2 separate regions of the Homo sapiens genome follow, and region 2 is linked to region 1. The links are chromatin contacts, found by Hi-C or POLR2A ChIA-PET in ENCODE. All regions are on one chromosome and are shown on one strand. The core of a region is the stretch at or near the end of the contact, and the rest is flanking DNA. Distances in the headings are between cores, read along the strand shown.

Region 1 (2,885 bases), core at 369-2,868:
ACAACGGGAACTGTCCCCACGTCATGAAAGCAATTAATTCAGAGGTGTGAGATTGCGGACTTAGATCCCAGTAATCAGGGGATTCTCAGAGAAGCAATTAAGCCAGTCCCTAAAAGAGAGAAGGAGGATGCCTCCCAGACAGAGGCAATAAGAACAAAAGCCAAGGCAGGCATGGTGAGGGTGCTGGGGGGTGGCTATCGAGCAGCTGGGGCCCACTGCAGAGGGCGATCAAGCTGCCAGGGTGACCTCAAAATGTGCTCATTCATGCTTTTTTTTTTTTTTGAGACGGATTCTCACTCTGTCGCCCAGACTGGAGTGCAATGGCGCGATCTCTGCTCACTGCAACCCCCGCCTCCTGGGTTCAAGTGATTCTCCTGCCTCAGCCTCCCGAGTAGCTGGGATTACAGGCATGCACCACCATGCCTGGCTAATTTTTGTATTTTTAGGAGAGACAGGGTTTTGCCATGTTGGCCAGGCTGGTCTCAAACCCCAGACCTCAGGTGATCTGCCCGCCTCAGACTCCCAAAGAACTGGGATTACAGGCATGAACCACCGCACCCAGCCTCACTCATGCTTTCAATAAATTTTTTTTCTTTTCTTTTTTTTTTTTTTTTAGATGGAGTCTTGCTCTGTCGCCAGGCTGGAGTGCAGTGGCGCAATCTCGTCTCACTGCAACCTCCGCCTCCTGGGTTCAAGCGATTCACCTGTCTCAGCCTCCTGAGTAGCTGGGATTACAGGCACGTACCACCACGCCCAGCTAATTTTTGTATTTTTAGTACAGTTGGGGTTTCACCATGTTGGCCACACTGGTCTCGAACTCCTGACCTCAGGTAATCCGCCCTCCTCAGTCTCCCAAAATGCGGGGATTACAGGCGTGAGCTACCGCACCTGACCTCAACAAATACTTTTTAAACATCCACTATGTGCCCGGCACTGCTAGACACTGAGACCACAAGGGTGAACCAGCCATCACAAGGGTGAACCAGCCATCAGAAGGAACAGAAACCTAACTCAAACCAGATTAAGCAAAGAGATGAGTCAACCAGCACAACGGCCGGGTGTGGGCCAGGCCAGGCCAGGGCCAGGGCTCACCCTGGTCCTCAGGGCTCTGCCGTTCCGGCTCGGCTCCCCGGGGCTGGCCCCCTCCGTGCTCAGGCAGCTCAGTCACCTTCCGAGAAAAGAGAAGCTTGTTCCCACTGGCTCTGGCAAGAGAGTTGGGGGAGGACGCCGCCAGGCCTGGCTTGGTGCCTGTGCCCTCCCCTGAACCAATCACTGAGGCCACGGGAATGAAATCCCTCATCACCGGGCCTGGGGCCAGGGTCAGACCAGAATTGGGGCCTTCCTAGGGGAAGGGATGCTGGGCCCACCACCAGCAGAGTGGTAGCAAGTGTGTCCTTTGGGTCCAGCTGTCTTGAATCCTGACTCCCTCCCACAAACTGTGTCACCTTCATCTTCCCGTGCTGTTTTCTCATCTACAAAGTGATAATAGTACCTCTGCATAAGACTGTTGTGAGGATTAAATGAGTTAATGTGTCAAGTGCCTAGAACAGTGCGTGGCACGTAGTCGAGTGCTATGTGGGCCTGATGACTACTGCAGACGGGCCTGCGCAGCTGTGTGCCAGCGCATTCATGACTTCATTCCAAGGGGAGTAAACATGGGGGTGCAGCAGCTGCACATTGGCAATTACCTGAGCTGGGTCTTTGCTGTTGGAGAGAGAAGGGCAAAGGCCTGGCAGTGTGGTGATGGTGCCACCTTCGTGCAGGAGGGTGATGGGGGTGGGGGCTGCTCTATGAGGAGATGGTCCAGACCTATGGAACTCAGGCTGGCAGGGAGGGGTGGCAAAGCAAAGGGAAAGGAGACATTGCAGGTGACCAGCTGGATTGAGGGGCCAGGAAAACATGATTCCTGGGTGATTTGGGCCTGGGCAGTTAGGAGACTTGAGGTGTCCCTGACAGGTGGTGGGACATGAGGAAAGGGTTAGTGGAGGCTGGTGGGAAAGGACTGGATCATGTGTTTGTTTTTTTTGTTTGCTTTTGGTGTTTTTTTTTGTTTGTTTGTTTTGTTTTATTTTGTTTTTGTTTGTATAGTTTTTTCTCACTATGTTGCCCAGGCTGGTCTCAAACTCCTGGAGTCAAGCAATCCTCCTGCCTTGGCCTCCCAAAGTGCTGGGTTACAGGCGTGAGCCACTGTCCCAGGCATGTTTGCTTTTAGAAATATTGAGTTTCAGCCAGGTGCGGTGCTGTAATCCCAGCACTCTGGGAGGCCGAGGTGGGTGGATCACCTGAGGTCAGGAGTTTGAGACCAGCCTGGCCAACATGGTGAAACCCTGTCTCTACTAAAAATACAAAAAATTAGCTGGGTGTGGTGGTGGGAACCTGTAATCCCAGCCACTCAGGAGGCTGAGGCAGGAGAATCGCTTGAACCCAGGAGGCGGAAGTTGCAGTGAGCCAAGATCGCGCCACTGCACTCCAGCCTGGACAACAAGAGCGAAACTCCATCTCAAAAGAAAAAGAAAAGTGGCAAGCTAGCACACTTTCTCCCATCAAAGTGTTTATGAGGGGCTAGTATTAACACCTAGAAGTCACTGCTACTCAACAAGGACAGAGCTCATGCCTAGAACAGGGAAAAGTTATGAAGTCCCACTGGAACCACACAACTCTGCCTTGCATTGCATTCTGCAGGGACAAGTTCCCGGTCCCCCAGGGGGCTGTGACAGCCACGCCACATTGGTTGCTTTGTCTCCAGGGCCCCACCACTGGCCAACTCACTCTGTGCTGCCTTGAAACCCACTCAGTCCAGTGTCTGCTGGACGGACCCTCCCTGCTAGCTCTTCTTGATCCTTCCCTCCTTGCTGTGGGGTAAACAGTTGTGTTGGCAAACCCAC
Region 2 (2,961 bases), core at 56-2,555, 130 kb before region 1:
CATTAAGTTGGATAAAATTACCTCTTCTCCACTGCTATCATCTTCTTCATCTTCTGACATTTCCTCATCTTCACTATCTTCTTCTACCTCCTTTGGAGGAGGAGCCATTTTCTTGGGGTCACCTTGATTTTTACCTGCCTAAAATGGACACAAATAGATCATTACACCTCCACCTCGACATTTCAGGCCATTCATATTTTGCCATTAGTGTTCATACGCCATCATCTCCGTCCTCAGATCCATTTCTCATAGTGCCAAACACCACAACTAACATAGAAACTACTCCTGATGGCAATGCAAGAGGGACTACTCTCAACCGCCCACATTTTTCCTCCCAGGCTTTACCAACAGAAAACCTGCCCTAAGGTAAAAAGTCAACCTGAGGAAATGATTTCTCCTCCCGTTACCTTAGTTAAGCACAACCGTGTTTTAATACTACAAATCCCGGTACTTTATTCTACCACCCTCATCTGAATCCAAATTAACGGTGAAGATCATTAAGGCACTTAAAAAAATGACTACCTTGATTTTCTCATGAAGCTTATGCCTTTCCCAGCGAGACAACCCCGCCCCTTAAAGAGGCGGCGCGGCCACGTGGGGGTACCTGGTAGGCCACCACGTGCCCGAAACACAGCGCAAAAGGCACGCGGCAGAGCCACCTTCCGGGGCCCACCACGTGTCGGCTTGCCAGGCCGGGGCGGAGACATCCGAGCGCAGCCGGGACTCCGACTAGGGCCGATACCGCCATTTCCCGGCCCAAGGCACCCGGTCCCTCTGGAGATTCCAGGACCCACGCGGCGCGGCCCACGTGGCAGGCCGCGCTCCCGGGCACGTGCGTCAGGAGTCGAGTCCCAGCTCGTACGCGTCGCAAAAGTTTGGTCTCATCTCTCCACCCCGAGGCCCAGCGCCCCCTCCCCGCGCTCAGTGACTCTGTCTTTCCCGCCGCGTTCGCCGCCCCCAGCACCTGCAGAAGCTCTTCACCTCGCCACCAAGTAGCCAGAAGCCGCGAGACCTCCCCACTAATCGCGCGAGACTTCCCGCAGCATGGCGCCCTAGAACGCGCCCGGGACTGCGCGCAGGCCCTCCTCCCCGCGGCGCCGCGCTCGCCCCTCGGAAAGCAGGCCTACACGTCTGCGCTCGCGCTCAAGGCCGTTTACCTTCGCGAGCTTCACCATGATGGCGGCGGAGTGTGAAGCGGACAAGTGGCGCAGATGAGTCCAGAAGAAGCCAAGCGACGGCGATGGCGGCCGCGGGTGCTGAAGATCCCGGAGCACGTACACCCGAAGGCCAGCGAGAGCTCGAGACTGAGGCGAAAGACTGAGCCTGCCCAGTAATCGCCTGTGGAAAGGCGACGACGGCGCCCTCGTGACTCCGCGCCGACCAACCAAAGCTCGCGGCCGTCCCCATGAGCCAATCGCGAGCCTCTAACCGTGAACGGCGCGGGGCGGGGAGTAGGCGGGCCGAGGCGGCCACGGGAGGGGGAGGGGCTGGCAACGGCGCCGTGGGGGCGGGGCTCGCTTTGTGCAAGGTCCGCGCTGATTGGGCCGTGGGCGCGCGGGTCCCGGCCTGCGTCGTGGGACTGGCGTTTTTGGCGCCGGCTGTGAGGGGAGCGCGGGGGTGGTGGAATCGGGCGGTCTCCGGTTCGCCAATGTGGCTGGGTCCGTAGGCTTGGGCAGCCTTGGAGTTCCTCAGAGACCCCGCGCTCGGTCCCGGCACGCACTCACGCCGCGGCTCCTGGTGGCCCTGGAGCGAGGAGTCCGCCAGCACCGGAAGTTCAGGGACCGCGGAGTTCCCGTTGGCCCTTTTGGAGGCACAGCTTATCCCTGCTTGCCCGCGAGCATGGGGCCGGAGGCACCCCCCGGCTGCAGGCAGTCTCCTGAGAGCTGTTAATAAAGGCAGTCGCGGGTCTGTGCGAGGTTTTCTGTGAGAAATGCACGAACCTCCCCTACCCCACAGAACCTCAAGCGGGAGATATTTCTCGACATGGGGAACGGCCTCGGAGAAGTAACTTTCTGGCCTCACAGGGCAGGGAGAGGGGCCTGGGAGGGCCGACCGCAGAGCCGGGCCTTTGACCGCCCACAGGTTCCCTGGTTATTATTTGGGTCGAATGCGCCAATTAAGGTGGTGGCTGCGAAGTCAGTGTCACCAGATGGCCCGGGAGCAGGTCGAGAGCCACCGGCAGGGTTCCCCGGCGGCAGGGCGAAGGAGGCCGCCAGTGACTTCCACGGTTAGCTTTGTGGGTGGGTCTCACTCGATGCCGGGCTTAGCAAACCAGAGCATTTCCCTCCGTCCAGGGCCTGCCGGGGATCCATCCCATCCATAGGTCCAGCTATGGATCCATCCATACCTCATTGTTCCTACAGAACCAGGATATCTGCAGCTACGGCTGTACTTGTTAAAAATCACCTCAGGCCGGGCGCGGTGGCTCAGATCCGCAATCCCAGCATTTTGGGAGGCCGAGGCGCATGAACCGGGGAGGCGGAGGTTGCAGTGAGCCGAGATCGCCCACTGCACTCCAGCCTGGGCGACAGAGCGAGACTCCGTCTCAGAAAGAAAAGCATTTGTTAAGGCCGGGTGCGATGGCTCATGCCTGTAATCCCAGTACTTTGGGAGGCTGATGCAGGAGGATCGCTTGAGTCCAGGAACTTGAGACCGGCCTGGGTAATATAATGCGACCCTGTCTCCACACAAAAAATAATTAGCGGGCATGGTGGCGCTCGCCTGGAGTCCCAGCTACTCGGGAGGCTGAGGTGAGAGGATCGCTTGAGCCCAGGAGGCGGAGGTTGCAGTGAGCCGAGATCGCGTCATTGAACTCCAGCCTGAGGAACAAGAGCGAAACCCCATCTCAAAAAAAAAAAAAAGAAAGAAAATAAAATTATTTGTTAAATGAATGAAGTATTTAGGTAGAAGCAGCAGCAGGGAGAGCCGGCATGGCTCAAGTGGCGTTGCTTTGGAGTTGGT

The links. A loop is a pair of places that touch in the nucleus more often than their neighbours do. ChIA-PET counts read pairs that join two places held with the same protein, here RNA polymerase II (POLR2A). Pooled maps may share reads with other maps.
Region 2: a loop to region 1 is called in a map of CD4-positive, alpha-beta memory T cell, with 4 times the contacts of the local background. The contact joins the promoter of NCL here to the enhancer-like site in region 1. A Hi-C loop is called at or near these places in 8 of 168 maps with a recorded cell type or tissue (B cell, CD4-positive, alpha-beta T cell, CD4-positive, alpha-beta memory T cell and 4 more), 10 of 37 single-sample maps with no recorded cell type and 19 of 50 pooled maps. POLR2A ChIA-PET finds 5 or more read pairs at or near these places in 29 of 52 experiments (A549, AG04449, AG04450 and 22 more).

Annotation. Positions count from the first base shown.
Region 1 is chr2:231,596,227-231,599,111 of GRCh38, forward strand. LOC124906122 (a long non-coding RNA gene) reads left to right here. Exons shown (of 3, transcript XR_007088120.1): 3 at 617-1,656. Among named protein-coding and RNA genes, the nearest start is that of TEX44, 4.8 kb to the left of the region's middle. RefSeq lists an enhancer at 889-1,068. Within about 2 kb of position 1,619, at least 9 of the 41 ENCODE cell types and tissues checked have a DNase peak (open chromatin) inside an H3K27ac peak, as active enhancers do; they include GM12878 and ascending aorta, where a contact is called at or near this core.
Region 2 is chr2:231,463,179-231,466,139 of GRCh38, forward strand. It overlaps NCL (nucleolin), which reads right to left and starts at 1,306. Exons shown (of 14, transcript NM_005381.3): 1 at 1,158-1,306; 2 at 22-138. The coding sequence starts at 1,175. RefSeq lists enhancers at 374-1,045, 951-1,000, 1,046-1,715, 1,061-1,250, 1,761-1,860 and silencers at 565-934, 1,281-1,630.